2 separate regions of the Mus musculus genome follow, and region 1 is linked to region 2. The links are chromatin loops, found by intact Hi-C in ENCODE. Cell type or tissue: left cerebral cortex. All regions are shown on one strand. Links, peaks and the distances in the headings refer to the core of each region. The heading gives the core; the rest is flanking DNA.

Evidence for each region. A loop is a pair of places that touch in the nucleus more often than their neighbours do. Peaks named below come from ENCODE experiments on the same cell type or tissue, not always from the same donor. Only the 100,000 strongest peaks of a DNase experiment are listed, where the experiment ranks them.
Region 1: it touches region 2 in a loop (1.9-fold over the local background); 2 of 42 quality-filtered maps call a loop at or near these places.

What each region holds. Positions count from the first base shown.
Region 1 is chr11:58,280,946-58,289,272 of GRCm38, reverse strand. It overlaps 4930438A08Rik (RIKEN cDNA 4930438A08 gene), which reads right to left. Exons shown (of 7, transcript NM_001374705.1): 2 at 2,549-2,778; 3 at 1,787-1,899; 4 at 859-1,060. It overlaps Gm39827 (a long non-coding RNA gene), which reads left to right. Exons shown (of 4, transcript XR_001780091.2): 4 at 4,963-4,973. Among named protein-coding and RNA genes, the nearest start is that of 4930438A08Rik, 10 kb to the right of the region's middle. In left cerebral cortex, for the core only: no CTCF peak of the experiment used is centred there; no DNase peak of the experiment used is centred there.
Region 2 is chr11:58,610,399-58,618,725 of GRCm38, reverse strand. 2210407C18Rik (RIKEN cDNA 2210407C18 gene) reads left to right here and starts at 5,234. Exons shown (of 6, transcript NM_144544.2): 1 at 5,234-5,310; 2 at 5,831-5,920; 3 at 6,099-6,212; 4 at 6,592-6,747; 5 at 7,914-8,048. The coding sequence starts at 5,848. In left cerebral cortex, for the core only: no CTCF peak of the experiment used is centred there; no DNase peak of the experiment used is centred there.

The sequences.
Region 1 (8,327 bases), core at 40-8,039, 330 kb after region 2:
TCCAGGCTCCCCTGTCAGACTTAAAGTTCCTGCCTGTGAGGAGACTACTGCCTTTTCCTGCATTGACCTTTCTGTGGACTTCTAAGCAACCATGAAGCATGTAGGAGCCAGAGGGCCTGGCCTCACAGAGCTGCTGAGAGAGACTGGGCAGGCTGATCCTGAGCTGAGTGTGCCCAACAGCACTAGGGGACACCTGGGCAAAAGCCTCCAGGGAATGCTCTCTTTTCCCACTGAGCTCATTCATCATACTGGGTCCCTCCAGGCCATGGGTCAGATGAGACAAAGGCATGGTCACTGCTGGGCCAGGCAAAAAGGTGGGCAGGCGGTTCAGACAGACTGTTTATTGCTCTTCCTTGACAACCCACTGAGTCATGATGACAACTGTGATCTAAGCACTGGTCCTGCGACTGCCACCATCTTATCACTGAGACATATCCCAATCACCTAATACTCACAACAACCTGGGAACAAGAGGCTCTGGAAATATAGAGAGGAGAAGGGAGTCCACAAATAATTTTTGAGAGGCCACACAATTCATCCAACCCCAGAGTCCTGCTTGTAGATCTCTCTCTGCAATGAACTCATCCCACCATGATGATATTATGGTAGCTACTCCGTACATGTCTGTATATGCAGGGATGTCTGGGGTCTGAGAATACACTCCCTGAAGAGCCAGTGGCTGACATGGGACAGAGTCATGAGAGGGAGGGAGGCCAACAATAGCCAATCTGGTGTAGGCTTCCTGCACTCATGGATCTGAGGTTGACTCAAAGCTCTTCCCTGGGGAACTAGAAGACCTTGAGGGTGTTTCTGCAAGGTGGCTCTGAGGGAAGAGGGTTTCCCCTCATTTTGTCTTACCTTTCTCAGCGATGCATCAAAGAGCTGTTCTGCTGTCTTCCCCACCTCATCAGCTCTTACGGAGTAACCCAGCAGGCCAGGGTCGGCCTGCACTGCCCCTGAGCGCTGCCGAACTCCATTGACCAGCACCCAGGTCTGGTTGTTGCAAGGGCAGAATTCCTTTAGCATCAGGCCAAATTTTTTGATGAGTTCATGAGAAAGCCTGTGAAAGGGAGTTGGAGACTCCTCAGGCTCGGAGAGCCAACAGCACAATGCCTCTTGCACCCTGGGCTTACTTCCTGTCCGCCTTGGATTCACCAAGACCACCCCGGCCCTTCCTCCCATGAAAGGGATGCTAGGGACCTTGGTTATCACATGAAACTACAAACTATGAAGCCAAGACTCCCTACTAGTGACCTTCTATGTTGGCAGAGATCTCTGCCATTTTGTGTGGAATCTGCAACCTTCACATTTTCAAATGAGCCTACTCCAGTTCCTGGGGGCACAGTGAGGGGTGTCCCTGTCCCTAGAGTGTGTCCTTGGAGCCATCCTTCCTGGAGGCTATGTTCACCACTCCCTAACCTTCTAGCTGCATTCTCTAAACTTCTCACCCATTCAGAAAGGTCCTACTGGGAGGGAGCTAGGCTTCCTGTCATCTGCAAACTCAGTAGGCTGCTTTTGACTTTGCAGCAGGTTTATCTTGGACCACCTGTCGTATGGGGTCCTCAGCCCAAGCTGCTTGGCAGACAAACTGAGTACAGTTATCTTCTCACATGGATTAAACACCAAGGCTGGGAGAGGCTCCTAGGCAGTCCTGGAGCTGGCAAATGAGTTGAGTCAGATGCTAACCCCTAGGCTTCCATCCATCCACTGGTGTCTGCATTGGCCTCTTGGTGTGACAGCCCTGATCCTAGCCTTCCTTCTTTGCCACTACTGTCCTCAAGAGTACCTGTGATTGATAGGGATCCTCATGGCACCCAGCTCTATATACCAGTGTGCTCCAGGAACTCGGTGAGTCTCAATTCTGCCACCTACACGCCCTGAGGCCTCCAGCACAGTCACCTGGAAAGACAGCTCTTTAATAAACTCAATGGAGCTTGTCACATACGCTCCACACAACATCCTCTCCTCCTGTGGCAGACTCAGATTTACTACCCTTCCTAGTCCTCCATCCCTCCATCCATCCATTCACTTCTCCCTCCCCACTCTTCCCTCCCTCATCCTTCCCTTCCTTTCTTCCTTCCCTTCCCTTTTCCCTGACTCCCTTCCCCTCCCTCCTTTCTTCCCTCCTTCCTTCTCTCCCATCCTTCTTCCCTCCATCCCTCCATTATCCATCTCTTCCTCCCTCCCTTCTTGCCTCCATCCCTCCTTCCCTCCATCCTTCCCTCCTTCCTTCCAACCTTCCATCCCTTCTACCCTTCCTCCATCCATCCCTCCCCCTCTCCCTTCCTTCTTTCCTTCCTTTTTCAGTACTGAGGATGGAAACCACAGGGCATTCCTCCCCCTATCACTAAGCAACAGCACTAGCTTCTGCTTGCCTCTTTTTGAAGCTAAGCCTTTGTTATTGCGCAAGCTTATCTGCCCTCCTACCCCAGCTACCCTAGAACCCTAGAGCTTCATTTGGCCCCAGCTCCAAGGAATGTCCATAGCTTGGGCTGCTGCCTCCCTGTTTAGAGCCTAATCTTCCCACAAGAGATTCTCCATCACATACCTGGTGGCCAGCATCCTGCAAGATCTTGGCAGCAGTGAGCCCAGCCATGCCTGCCCCAATCACCACCACTTGCTTCCTCTCGGCTGTCTGTCCCAGTCCATTTCGAGCCAGCTGCAGCAGCTCTTCATACTGGGGATCCTCAAAGCACTTGACAAGCTTTCTGTTGAAGGCCTGGGTATCCAAGCTCAGCACAGACAAGAAGATGAGAGCCAGCCAGCCTGGGAACATAGCTGTGGATAGGGCAAGTAAGCAAATGCCTAGGGATGAAGGAGGACTGGCCATAACCCTTGATCTGAGGAAGATTTATCACTGGACCTATGACTCAACGTACCGGGCACTGCCCTACCAAAGAGAGCCTTAGTCACGGGTCCTCCCAAGTTTACCTGCCACTCTTCCTGCTGGCCCGCAAATGCCCCTCAGGTACCAAAGCCTCTCACTCAGGGAATGACACAGGCTGAATGTCTGCCCAAGTCACCTTCCTTCCCTTCAGTCAGTGGGATTGCCATGCACACAGATGACGTAGACCTGGCTACCACATTGGCTTTTTTTCCATTTCTACCACTATTTGAGGTAGATAGACTGTCTGTCATGAGACGACCCTTAGCTAAGCCATTGTGGAAGACCAAAGATCGGGAGCCTGAAACCTTATATAACAAATAGTCCCCAAAATGTATATGATAGATCATCAGGTTCCCAAGTCCCAATGGATCATCACAGGGCTGCCTATAAGAGATGGACATGGCTCCCTGAAGTTAGAGTATGCCTCCCGCAGTGAGCCTGTGTTCTGAACTTGTTTTCTGACATAGTTCTATCAGTTCTGGCTCAGCTGTGGGAAAGGCGGATCAGACCTTTCCTCTGAGAGTCTATCAAAGGTGTGCATCTTGTGTCAGTTGAATTCTTTTTTTTTTTTTAAGTATAACTTAAGTTTTATTTTTCCACTAAAGGTATATGAAAAAGCATATAGAAACCTACAAGTTAATAAGCTTATTAAAAGTTAAGAAATAGTTTGATTGGAAGTATTTTGCATGAGGAGATAGTGTTCCTTCTAGAAGCCATAGATGATTAAAAATTCTAATGCTATAGAGAAGCAGAAAGGAGCCAGCCCAAAGTCCCACCCCTAACCAAGGAACTATTTGCAATTGATATCTTCTGGGAAGGTGAAAATGTTTTTTCTGTCATTTTCTTGTCATTGTTGTTGTTGTTATTCTTGTTCTTGTTGTTCTTTTTGTTTTTCTTTTTTTTTTTTTACTTTTTTATTAGATATTTTCTTTATATCCATTTCAAATGCTATCCCAAAAGTTTCCTATACTCTCCCCCCTACCCTGTTCCCTTACCCACCCACTCCCGCTTCTTGGCCCTGGCATTCCCCTGTACTGGGACATATAAAGTTTGCAAGACCAAGGGCCTCTCTTCCCAGTGATGGCTGACTAGGCCATCTTCTGCTATATATGCAGCTAGATATACGAGCTCTGGTGAATTCTTATTTTCAAAGCTATTGTCTGGCTGGACAGTGGTGGTACACACCTTTCTTTAATCCCAGCACTTGGGAGACAGAGGCAGGCAGATTTTTGAGGTCAAGGCCAGCCTGTTCTACAGAGTGAGATCCAGGACAGCCAGGGCTACACAGAGAAACCCTGTCTCGATAAAACAAAAACAAACAAACAAAAAAAAGCTATTGTCGGGGCTGGAGAGATGGCTCAGCGGGTAAGAGCACTGACTGCTCTTCCAGAGGTCCTGAGTTCAGTTCCCAGCAACCACATGGTGGCTCACAACCATCTGTAATGAAATCTGATGCCCTCTTCTGACGCATCTGAAGACAGCTACAGTGTGCTTACATATAATAAATAAATAAATCTTAAAAAAGAAAAGAAAAGAAAAGAAAAGAAAAGAAAAGAAAAGAAAAGAAAAGGAAAGAAAAGAAAAGAAAAGAAAAGAAAAAGCTATTGTCTGTGTTATGGGACAAACTGAGTCTTCCCAAACTTATATGTTGAGGCTTTAAACCACAAGATCTTAAAATTGCAACTCTATGTAGGGATGATCACCTTTGAAAGGTGAGTGAGTTCAAACGAAGCTGCAAGCTGGGTCCTCCTCCGATGAGATATCCTCATAAGAAGAGGAAGAGTGTAAGCCATGGCCCTCAAGGAGAACTCCAACCTTTTCCTAAACTGGCACAATTTCTTACTGCATCCTAAATACTTATCCTTATACCCACAGGGAAGTGTTACTCTCATCCCCTAACAAAGAAGGTTCTTTTCGGAGCAGAGACTATTACAGAAAGTTACAACTGGTCAAAACACAGAGAACTACCTACTGTTATGTACCCAGCCCCAACTGATACATCTACAACACAATCCCTACAACTAAGGCTCAAGGAACATTGAGGAAGACAGGGTATGTGTGTGGGGTGTGGAAAGATCGGAAGAGCCAAAGGACATACATCTATTTTGAGATAGCTTCTTCTAAAAGAAGGAGGAGGAGGAGGAGGAGGAGGAGGAGGAAGAAGAAGAAGAAGAGGAGAAGAAGAAGAAGAAGAAGGAGGAGGAGGAGGAGGAGGAGGAGGAGGAGGAGGAGGAGGAGGAGGAGGAGGAGGAGGAGGAGGAGGAGAAGGAGAAGGAGAAGGAGAAGGAGAAGGAGAAGGAGAAGGAGAAGGAGAAGGAGAAGGAGAAGGAGAAGGAGAAGGAGAAGGAGAAGGAGAAGGAGAAGGAGAAGGAGAAGGAGAAGGAGAAGGAGAAGGAGAAGGAGAAGGAGAAGGAGAAGGAGAAGGAGAAGGAGAAGGAGAAGAAGAAGAAGAAGAAGAAGAAGAAGAAGAAGAAGAAGAAGAAGAAGAAGAAGAAGAAGAAGAAGAAGAAGAAGAAGAAGAAGAAGAAGAAGAAGAAGAAGAAGAAGAAGAAGAAGAAGAAGAAGAAGAAGAAGAAGAAGAAGAAGAAGAAGAAAAGTGTGGAGGGGAAGATGGGTCTGGGGAGTTAGGGAGAGGAGTTGGGGGTGACTATGATCAAGCTACATTGTATGAAATGCTCAAAAAAGTAATACTAATATTGTATTAATAAAAAGGAAGAGGAAATGTGAACACTAAAGAGGAACATCAGAGATGCCCACACCAAAAGGCAATACCCATGAGGAAGGTATGATGAAAAACCTTTGAAGAGACCAAACCCACCAGCAATACCTTCGTTGAGACACCCATCCATGTACTCTATGGTATTTTCTTACAGTCTGAGCTGACTAATACAGGTTGTTCCTCTGCATCTTCCCAGGTTGGTGAAGAGAAGATCGACTGGGTACCTTTCTCCAAGAGCATAGGTTGCCACTGAAACACGTCGTAGCATTACAGAGAGCAGACGCAGAGGAACTGCCTTCTCTGTATGACTGAGTGTTATCTCAGACACCCCACCCAGCACCGAGTCCCTCTGTTCCTGTTCAATACGCATATTTGATACGTTAGATAATTGCTCAACCTGTCGTATCCAGCTTGAATCAGGATTCAGTTTCATCTGCAAGAGCTTAGCTCCTAACAGTTCATCCAGCAATTGAGAAATACACGTATGGAGGAATGGGCAGACAGAAAGACGGTGGGCTGAGGAGTGGATGAGTAGACAGAGGGAAGGACACATGGACAGAGGTATTCCTCCAACCTCTGCAATCATCACAGACACCAGGCCTGCGGCTAGGAGCCAGGGTTTCGTCTGGACTTGTTGCCGCTCATCCTTCGACTCACCTTTACAATCTGTTTCTGTCTGCTTTCCTCAGGGCCTACCCTAGTCTCCAGACTCCCTCTGTGAACCTGCACACTAGGCATCTGACTTAATAATTATTTTTTGAGGAATGATCACACACACACACCATCATCGCCATCACTGTCACCACCACCCAACTCCAGCCTATTTTCCACACCTTGGATTCACGCATCTCTTTTTTTTCTTCAAGGAGTGGAACTAGTGAATACTAAGGAAGTGGACTCAAACTGGTTTGGAAACCGGAAGTCTCGGGGTTTCCCTCTTTGCTCCCTTGTGAGGCACTAATTTGCATTTATGCATTGTCCATACGAGCATGATTCAATATGATACCTTAACACACTCATACAGTATGCACCCATCATCTTAACTGCATTGCTGGAAAATGGTGCTTGAAATCACCAGCAATCCCTTTAAAAAGGCTGGACCTTCTGGGAAACACAACTTCTCTCAAGCTGGTTTTGCCTGAGTGGAGGAAGTTCCACTGGGCTGCTCTCTTTTTTCTGTCAGTTGCCCTGCCCTGGAGAGCCATTCCAACACAGTTACTGCAGAGTCGAGCAGAGGAGAACAAAGCATCTTTGAACTTCAGGAGCATCTTTGAGCTTCGGGAGTATCTAGCACAACAACCCACAGTCCCCAACTACATGCAGAAAAACAAATCCGGAGCCAGGAAGCCTGTGGTGGCCCAGGCTACCACAGGCATTTACTACGCAAGCTGAAGCTGGCACCAGATCCACAGCGCTAGCGTCCCTCCACCCACCCTTTGCTTTAAAGAGTGGCTGTGTCTTCGGTGGGGTGACCACGAGAAATCCACGTGTCTGCTGGAATCAGGAGCCATGTCTGACCTGCCCGTTTGCATGGACGCTAAGCTTCGTGTGGCCACAGAAGCACTGTGGGTGTATGTGTAATGACTTTGTTGGAGAAATGAATAAAATCTGCAAGTGAGGAACTGGATGCGGAAATCTCACCTCCTGAATCTGTTTCTTTAAGATAAGACCTCACTCAAAGAAGCTCAGGTTGGTCTGGAATTTACTACATGAGATCCTGGCTCAAAAATAAATAAATAAATAAATAAATAAAAAGTCAGAGACAGGCAGATTTCAGAGTTTGAGGCTAGCCTGATCTCCAGAGGGAATTCTAAAACAGCCAGGACTACAGCCTGCCTCATAAAAACAAGAGTCTACCAAGGGGGAGTTGGAGAGGTGGCTCATTGGTTAGAGCAGTGGCTGTTCTTTCAGAGGACCTAGGTTCAGTTGAGCATCTGTAACTCCAGTTCCAAAGGATTCAATACTTACTTCTGCATACATGGTATACAGATGTACAAGCAAACACTCATATACACATATATTGTGTGTGTTGTATACGTTAAAAAAAACTACCAAAAACAGAGAGAGAAAGAACAAAAGAAAAGGCTCTAATTTTTTACAGTAAGGTAACTAACTGACAACCTAATTAATATATTTTTGTTTGTTTACTGAGACAGGATCCCGGGTAGCTCAAACTAGCCTCACACTCAGAGTAGTCAAAGCTGGCCTTTGAATTCCTAATCCTCCTGCCTCTACCTCCCAAGTGCTGGAGGTGGGGCCTGAGCCCACCATGCCCAGCTTTTGTTTAATTTTGAGATAGACTCTTACATTGGAACATGGACTAGCCTTGAACTCTGCATCCTCCTGCCTCAGTTTCCCATTCGATGGGAGCCCAGACATGTACCACCCACTATGCCTGACTTTCTTGTATATTTTGTAAAGAGCAAGAAGGGGGGATTTGAAATGATATTGAACAACAATGACTGTGTAAACAGATGAAAAGGCCGCCTCTGCCCTATGATCACATACTGTAGTAGGTGCTAAATTATCACACTGTGAGCCAGGAATCTGTGTGGTCATTATGTACCATTAGAAAGATAAAAATACAGAGCTGTGCACCTGTCATCCCAGCACTTGGGAGGGGGAGGGAGGAAGTACCAAGGATTCAAGGTCCTCAGCTATAGTCGGAGCTCATTAGGGGATATATGAGACCCTGTCTTAAAAACTAAAACAAAACTAACT
Region 2 (8,327 bases), core at 130-8,129:
AGAGACTCTACTCTTAGTGAGCAAAACTAACACTTTCCAGGGTTTAGCTGCACCCTGCCTGGCTTGACTTTCAGTTTCTGAGAGCAAAGGGTGGTTTAGTGGGAATCTGAAGATAAATGTGCCTGGTTTGCGTCAGTGCTGATATGAAAGGTGAGGAAGACAGTGGCAGGTGTTACCTAGAGCTGACCTTTACCCCAGGACTCCCACTTGGCCTGATCTCCTATGCCCAGCTGGCCAGCTCTGTATCTAACCCATGCCCTCCTTCCACATCGCACCCCCCTCCAACCTCATGCCAGGTACAGGAGCCACCTCCCTCTCTGGTGATGGCGAAGGACAACCTCCCTTTTCTTTTGTTTAGCTCTGTTGCCTCGGAGATGCTTATAAACACTTGTTATCTGGCTGCACGCTCTCTGCCTGGCTCAGGGACTTCCTAAGGATGTTGGGCATGATTTCCTTCTTGGGAAGGGGGTGTTGTGATGCTGTGTCTTCTGGGCTTTGGAGTGGGCTACTGGCTCCTCCTCCAGGAAGGTTTTAGTCCAGAGGTCCCATGGCCCAGCCTTCTCTGTACTTTCTAGCAGCCTTGCTGCCTGGAACACTCCAGGCTCCCCACCTGGCCTCCAAGGACTTGTATCAGCTGCTGCAGTAGGATCCTTTTTAATTGGGAGCATAGTCAATGATGAGCAGTGGCAGGGAACCCTGGGTTTCCTCTCCCTTCCCTAGATTACTCTTGGCCCAGGGCAAACAAGGTCCCTTTCTTATGCTTCCTGGTAAGCCTATTCAGCAGGAGATGTCCTACTCAAGTCCCTGCCTCTGTCTCCTCACTTCTGTTCTTTGAAATGAAGGTGTGTCACTGTCATTGTTGCCTAGCAGGGAAGGCACAGAGTAGATGGTAAATAAATAATCTCAATGAGGGCAGCCAGCACTCTGAGAGCTTCAGGCAGCCAGGCATCGTTTGCTGTAAGTTTCTCCTATAACTGTGTAAGCCTCATAAACACCCGTGAGAGGCTCTCCGCTCTTAAGGAAACTGAGGCACAGAGAACCTGAGTCACTGTGTGAAGATCACACAAGAGGACAAGGATGCAAACCCAAGTTGTCTGAGTCAAGAGACTCTCGTGCTGGGAAGCCAAGTCTTTTCTGAAGCCTTAAGACTGTGTGTTCAGGGAGTTGTCAGCCAGACTCTCTCACTCTCAAGCTTTCTTCCCCTCAGCCAAGAGCACACACAGAGCTCCTAAGAACAAACCTCTAGGCCTCCAAGGCATCCCCAATGATTCCAGGAAGCGCAAAACCAAATGAACATGGAGAGGCCACCTCAGGAGAGGCCACCTCAGGTGCTTCAGCCTGCTTCTTGTCTTACCACAGAAGTCCCCAGCCAGCTTGGACCTCCATGCTAAAAGCCTGACAGGGCCTGGTGCTTCCCACTGTCCAGTCATCTCTGCTTTCCCAAATGCCTCTCATGAGTCTGTTTTCACCAAAGAAGTGTGTGTGTGTGTGTGGGGGGGTGACCATTGATGAAAGGGAAGGAGTGAGGAGTGAAGCAAAGAAGAAGAATACAGAGGCTCTATTCCAGGGCCTAAGCCCTAATTTCTTCTGATAAGGCTCTAGCCATTTTATGCCAGGCATCCATCTTGGTACCCATCAGCTGTTTTTCTCTGACTCCAGTCCCTGGAAGATAAGTTCCCAGTAACTCAGACTCAATGACCCCTGCTCAAAACTGTACCGCCATGAATTTGTTATGATAATAGGACTAGCTGCTTTTGTTTTTGTTTTTTGTGGGGTTTTTTTGTTTTTTGTTTTTTGTTTTTTGTTTTTGTTTTGTTTTGTTTTGTTTTTTGCTTCTGTACCTTTCTTACAGATACCCAAAGAGTGTTTTTGAGTTGCCTTGATCACTTAACTTGGCGGAAGAGAACAGTTTGTCCTTGTTTGCATAGATACTGAAGATTGTCCTATGGTTTTCCTTTTTAAAAGTCTTTCCTTTAGATATTGAAGATTGTCCTGTGGTTTTCCCTATAAAGTCCTTCCTCATACCCCTTCTTCATGGCAATCTCAAAGATAGCTCAGAGGTTGTTGTCCTGCTAGCAATTAATAAACCTTTTCACTATAATTGGATTGAGTCCATGTGTTTTTCCCAGGGGTCACAAACTCCATAACACTTCATCTTGCTTGATGGCAGCCATGGCTTCCTGTGCGTAGAGTAACATCATGCCTAGCACCATGGGGCACTGACGGATACATTCCCAAGGTCAGGGGAACATTCTAGAGCCCCTTGCTTTCCTGGCCATGCTATCGTGTGTTGCACAGCCAGACTTGAAGGTGATCAGGTAGGACCCAGGGGTATTTCTTCTAAGAAAGTTTGCCTGCTGTGGCCAGCACCTCGCCAAGATACCAGATACAAAAACATCACCAAGAAGGAAGGAAAGTAAGAAGGCCACGAGATCGCAGAGCATTTAGCAATGGAGTCCATACAGTTTGGCAATGCACAGTGATCCTCTGGAGAACATGGTACTGGGTGAAGATGTGTATACAAATGTGAACCTGTCATTACTAACCCTGACACCTGCCTGCACTTGGTGTTGTCAGAAGCCCCACCCGTATGTTGGGTTTGTTCTCCCTTCCCTGGAAATGTCCTCTTAGGGACAGGAGCTGGACTCCCACTGAATCCAAAGGATGGAGTCAGGTCAGGGTAGGGATGGAAGCTTCTACTGTTTTTGCTGCTCACTCTGACTGGGCTGGGCCACCAACACTCTGCCTTCCCCTACTCCATCCCTCAGGATACAGTCTCTACTAGGAACAGGTGGGTGCTAAATAGGGAACAGATCTAGAGACACACAGAAAAAATGAATACCTGGCAATGCACTCCAGTCTTCCAAAGGCTTAGCTTTGGTGTTCTGTGTTCCTCTCTTCCTACTCAATCAGCTGTAGACTCATGGCCTAGGTACCAGATTACTCTAGTGTTGATATTTAAAGTTACGCAGCATAACTGGGCTACATACTAAGAAATGTGTAACTGAGATATTCTCACTGACAAGGGAGATTTGGGGAGCTGGAGTTGTAAGATCAGAACAGCACAGTAGCTTGGAGAATAGGCAGCATAGGTCCCTTTTAGGACTGCTCCCAGGAGGCAGACCACAAGAGGACATCTTTTTTTCTCCTGAGAAATGTCTTTGTCTGAGATATCAGGCAGAATGTCACTTATGGCCCCAAGAATGAACTCAGAACTGAGCTCTAGATGGAATAGGTGGGACCTCTCTGAAGCTAAATGTGTATTGACCCACATCAAAAAGAGGGAGGCCTCTAGGTTTTTTCCATGCCTCATCTCTACTCTTCTTTAGCCTGGGAGGTTATCTGTAAGTGTTATGGTTCTGAGGGGAAAGGTGTCCTGGCTGTAAGGAGCCAAAGAATACCACAAAGTCACACAGCACAACAAGCCTTAAACAAGAGGAATGACAAAAGAGGATGGCTACCTCTGCTCTGGCAAGAAGCAGGAAGGAACTGAGCAGAAGGCAGGGTTTATATAGAGATGAGGGGGTGAAGGGCAGAGTTTCTAGGGTGGCCTGGGATTTGGTGGTATTCTGTGACCTGATCTTGGGGCAAGCTCAGGGATTGGTGGGTTTTTTCATGGATTGGAGGTATTCTTTCCCTTGTCCCTTGTCCTTGGTCTTGGGACAAGTCAGGGTTAGGGTGTTACTTCCTTGGCCCTTTTATCCTAAGTGCCCATCCAACTTCTGTTGTTTTATGTCCAAATTCTGCCATATGTAAGCAGTCTCTTTGAGACCTTGCCCTGGGAGAAGGTGGAAGAGTTTCTGTGATGCTTGGTAGATGAGAGCCATGCTCCCATTCCCCATGGATGAATGACAGTGGCCTCAGCTTGCTGCTGTTCTGCTCAGCACTGTCCAAGCCAATCTATTAATGAGAAATGGCCATTGACCTGCAAGTCTGGCCTCTTGGCCCTGAGCCAACTGGCAGTCACCAACCTTATCTCTGTTCTCAGCTAATTAGGAGCTCACAGTCTAGTACTAGTTGCACAACTTGAAACTTATTAAGCTGAATCAATAGGGAACCATAAAATACAGTCTCCAGCTATGACTTTGACCCTGGGAGATGTGAGAGCAGGTGTGTGATAGGATGGGAGTGATGAGGGGCACATTATGAAATGCCACAAGGTAGCAATGCCAAATTCCTTCTTTGGAAGACAAGACTCAAGCTGACTCTTTGAAAAGGCCTTCGTTGTATTTGGTGGGGGCAGGGGGTGTACAGCATGTTTTGGCTGCTGTCTCATCATCTTGAGCAATTGAACAGGAAGGGAGATAGGCTTCATCATTAGGGACCCATGATATCTTCACTCAGCATCTCCTGCCAGTGTGGCAAGTCTACTCCCAGCTCATGTTTCTATGACCCGGGAAATGTTTTGTCAACTTACTTTGAACACTGGAAGTTCCAGATGAGTCTCTGCTGGTCTCTGTAACTACAGATGCCCTTTCTTAGTTGGTCCCCTCTATGACTGTTAGGTGTTCCTCCTAATTTCTTTCACACCCCAGCTTCTGAGGCACATGCACAACCCTGTTCCTTTCCTGTAACCCACACCTTCTTCAAAACTCTGCACACTGTCTTCCCTGGGAGGGGGAACTTGGCACCTGAATTTTGAAAGAATGTGTTTAAAATCTGGATGACTAGAGGAAGTGTGAGTCCTTCTAGCTTAGCCTTTCTCTCCACTGTAAATAAGAAGGCTGCTAAGCTATGCCCTAAGAAGAGGCTAGCCTAAAAATAAATAGACGGGCTGTGTGTGTGTGTGTGTGTGTGTGTGTGTGTGTGTGTGTGTGTGTGTGTGTGTGTGTTAGGGGGAGTGAAATTACAGAGGGACACATCAGGTCCCTTCTAAGCAGAGAAGTTAATAGACTCTAGGGATAAAGGAAAGGATGGGAGAGAGAATGACTCTGGGGATTTGCCCCAAGCAACAATGGAGGATGGTAGCTACACACTACAGGACAATTCCTATACTTTTTAACTTTCAAGTACTCTAAACTGTTCTGCGGCTTACTTCAGGCACAGCAGCATTACAAATTCCTTCCCTTCCTTTCCCTACCAACCAGAAGTTCAGGAAAAACTCTTCTCACAGTCTCTCTCTCTAGATCAGGAAGTGCAGTGCACTTGACGTCATGCCAAGATACTATTTACAGTGTCTTAATTGCCAGGCATTGGTCCTCTGGGCTATAAAAGTGACTGGGAGGCAGAGAAAGTCCTCCTTTCATCCTTTCTCTAGGTGAGATTGCTTCCTCTCCAGCTCAAGGCCGTCCTTTCAGAAGAGCCTTCTTGGTGAGTATTTCTAGTGTGGACCTGGTGGTGGAGGCCATCCATTAGGGGGAAGGTGACTTAGAAAGTGGTGAAGCCATGTCATTAGCTAAGGGTCTGATTGCTCTTGAGCACCATGGCCCAGAAATTTGTAGTACACACAGAGCCTCCACCTGTTCTCCAGAGGAGTTGTTTCTTGACTCGGCCATGTCAACTGTGGAAGGGGATCTAGTGCCTTCCAGTCCCATGAAAGAATTCCTCCTAATTGAAAGTCCTTTCCTGGGATCCATCCCCATCCCCCATGCCTGGATAAAGGATATGGAGTCTTTTCCAGTTTTGCATCCTTCCAAATGGCCACATCTAGAAAAACCAGTGTTTGGCAAATTTGGGCTTTCAGAAAGGATGAGTGAAGGGGTGATTGATTGATGATTGATTGATTGATTGAATACATGGACAAAGAACACAGTCTAGTATGTGGATTGCTGGATTACAGGTCTGAGCCCCATTGCTCTGATCCCATTGTTCTTACTTGCATCTCCTGCAGTGTTCACAAGCTTCACCATGGGCTGGTCCTCCATCCTGAAAAGCCTCCTCACAGTTTTTGTCCTTAGCATCTTAGCTGTCTGCTCTGTAGGTAAGAGTAAACAAAGCAACGCAAAGGGGAGGTAAGCAGTCAAGTACCTGGGGGAGGTAGCCAACCCCATGAGACTCCAGTAGTCTGTTTATCCTCCCATGGCTTCTTGACTCCGAAGCAAAATCCACTACAAGGCTTTGGGATTCCCCTTTAAATGATGTACATTTCCTCCTTACAGAGAGTTACACGTGTATACAAGCTACGTGTGAAAATGGAAATTGTCTTGGGGGTACAAGTACCTGTCTAACCTCTTATAGCTGCTTCAGCCAAATACAGAAACTGGAAACACCATGTAAGCCAACCCTCGCTACCTTGAGCATCCTCCAATTCATCCTTGCCTCCTTTCCAGGATGAGACTAGGAGCTGGGTGGAGATGGAGCATGTGCTTGCTGTAGGCCCTAGACTCTACATGATCAGGACCATTTGGGAGTGACTGCACTCTTTTAGTGTGTCAGGGATCAAACTCAGGGCATCATGCTTGCTAAGTGAGTACCTTACCACTAGTCACTCCCTTTGTAGCAAGTGGTCCATGCTCTGTTGGTTTGTTCTCGAGAGACTAGTGCAGAGAGACTCTTGAGAAAGTACAACACTCAAGATAGAGGGGATGAAGGAACAGATTATTTACCACTAGCTTAGGAGGAAAATTTTCTTGGTGGTTCAATTTCCTGCAGCTCCAGATACAAACCTAGTACTTGAGCAAAAAGGGTGTGCTTCATATCAAAACCTATGTGCCTTGGAGTTCTCAGCAACACTGGGGAATCGACAGAAATTTAGATACAAGACCCAGTGCTGCACCGGTGAGCAGTGCAACAAAGAAAATCTCACTCGTGAGTATACCCCCTGTCTGTGTCCCAACACATAAACACAGCTAGGGTCTGTGCCCCACCACCTGCTCAGGGTTCCTCTATCTTCCATGGGTCTATCTCTGTGCTTATGGGCAGCAGCAGTGATGCCTATCCTTCCCATTTTGCTTGACACCTTTATTTGTAAGGGCCTGGGTTGGATATAAGCCCTGCTCTTGAGATATGTGTGCACACACTTGCGTTTGCAGACTGAGAAACAGCGAGGCAGCAGAAATTGGTCCGGGGTCTACTCTCTAAGTAGGTTCAGTGAATCTATAGGTTTAAGTGCTCTGCTCTGCTCTCTCCTCTCTCTGCTCTGCTCTCTCTGCTCTGCTCTGCTCTCTGCTCTCTGCTCTCTGCTCTCTGCTCTCTGCTCTCTGCTCTCTGCTCTCTGCTCTCTGCTCTCTGCTCTCTGCTGTCTGCTGTCTGCTGTCTGCTCTCTGCTCTCTGATCTCTGCTCTGCTCTGCTCTCTGCTTCTCTCTGCTTCTCTCTGCTCTGCTCTCTGCTCTGCTCTCTGCTCTCTCTGCCCTGCTCTACTCTGCTCTCTCTGCTCTGCTCTCTCTGCTCTGATCGCTCTCTCTGCTCTGCTCTCTCTGCTCTGATCTGCTCTCTCTCTCTGCTCTCTCTGCTCTGCTCTTTCTGCTCTGCTCTCTCTGCTCCTCCTGTGAAGAGACTTTCCTCATCTACTTCATTACTCATCTTGGATTTTGTATTGTTGAAATGGAGTCTTGCTATGCATCCAGGCTTGCATTATATTACTGGGATGAAGTAATCCTCCTGCCTCAGCCACCAAAGTTGGAGTAGCTGGGAGCACAGGTCTGTGTGGACCACAACTTGGTCATCTCTCACTCTTTGAACAGCATACTTTTAGAAAACAGATCCTCTCCTCTCCCATTATCTAGGACTTTCCCTCCAAGGCAAAGAGTAGAGTAACTGATGAAAGTGAGGACAACTCTGAATTCCCATGAGGTCCTACCTGGCACTCACACCCCAGTGCCTTCTCCTGAGCCTCCTCCCAGCTCATCCTCACTGCAACGCTTTTTGGTAGAATCGTGGAAAAACCCTGTATTAGATGAGCAGTAGATAGACATATTCTCAGCTGTTTCTTCTTTCTATTTCCCAAGATGAAAACGTTTTTCTCTCCATTCAGTGCCTCCATTATCTTCAGAAGTCAATGGTGTTGAATGTCCTGCCTGCTACAATAATAAAACCAATACGTGCTCCACGACAACTCCCCTAAAGTGCACAGGGGCAGAGAAAAGGTGTATTGAGGTTACCAGCAGAGGTATGAGTGTATTATTATTATTATTATTATTATTATTATTATTATTATTATTATTATTATTATTATTGCTTGTTACTTTAAAATGTGGATGGTCTGTGTATCCAAAGCTTAGCAGCTAAAAAGTAGCAAATATGAATCCCAGTTTCTGCAGGTCTAGAATCTGAGCATGTCACTGGCACTGGTTGTGGCTCAGGGTGTCTCCTAGGACTGTGTGAGCTGTCAGCAGGAGCTGAGGTCCTTCATATGCTCAGGATGTCTCCTGGGGCAGTGTGATTTGTC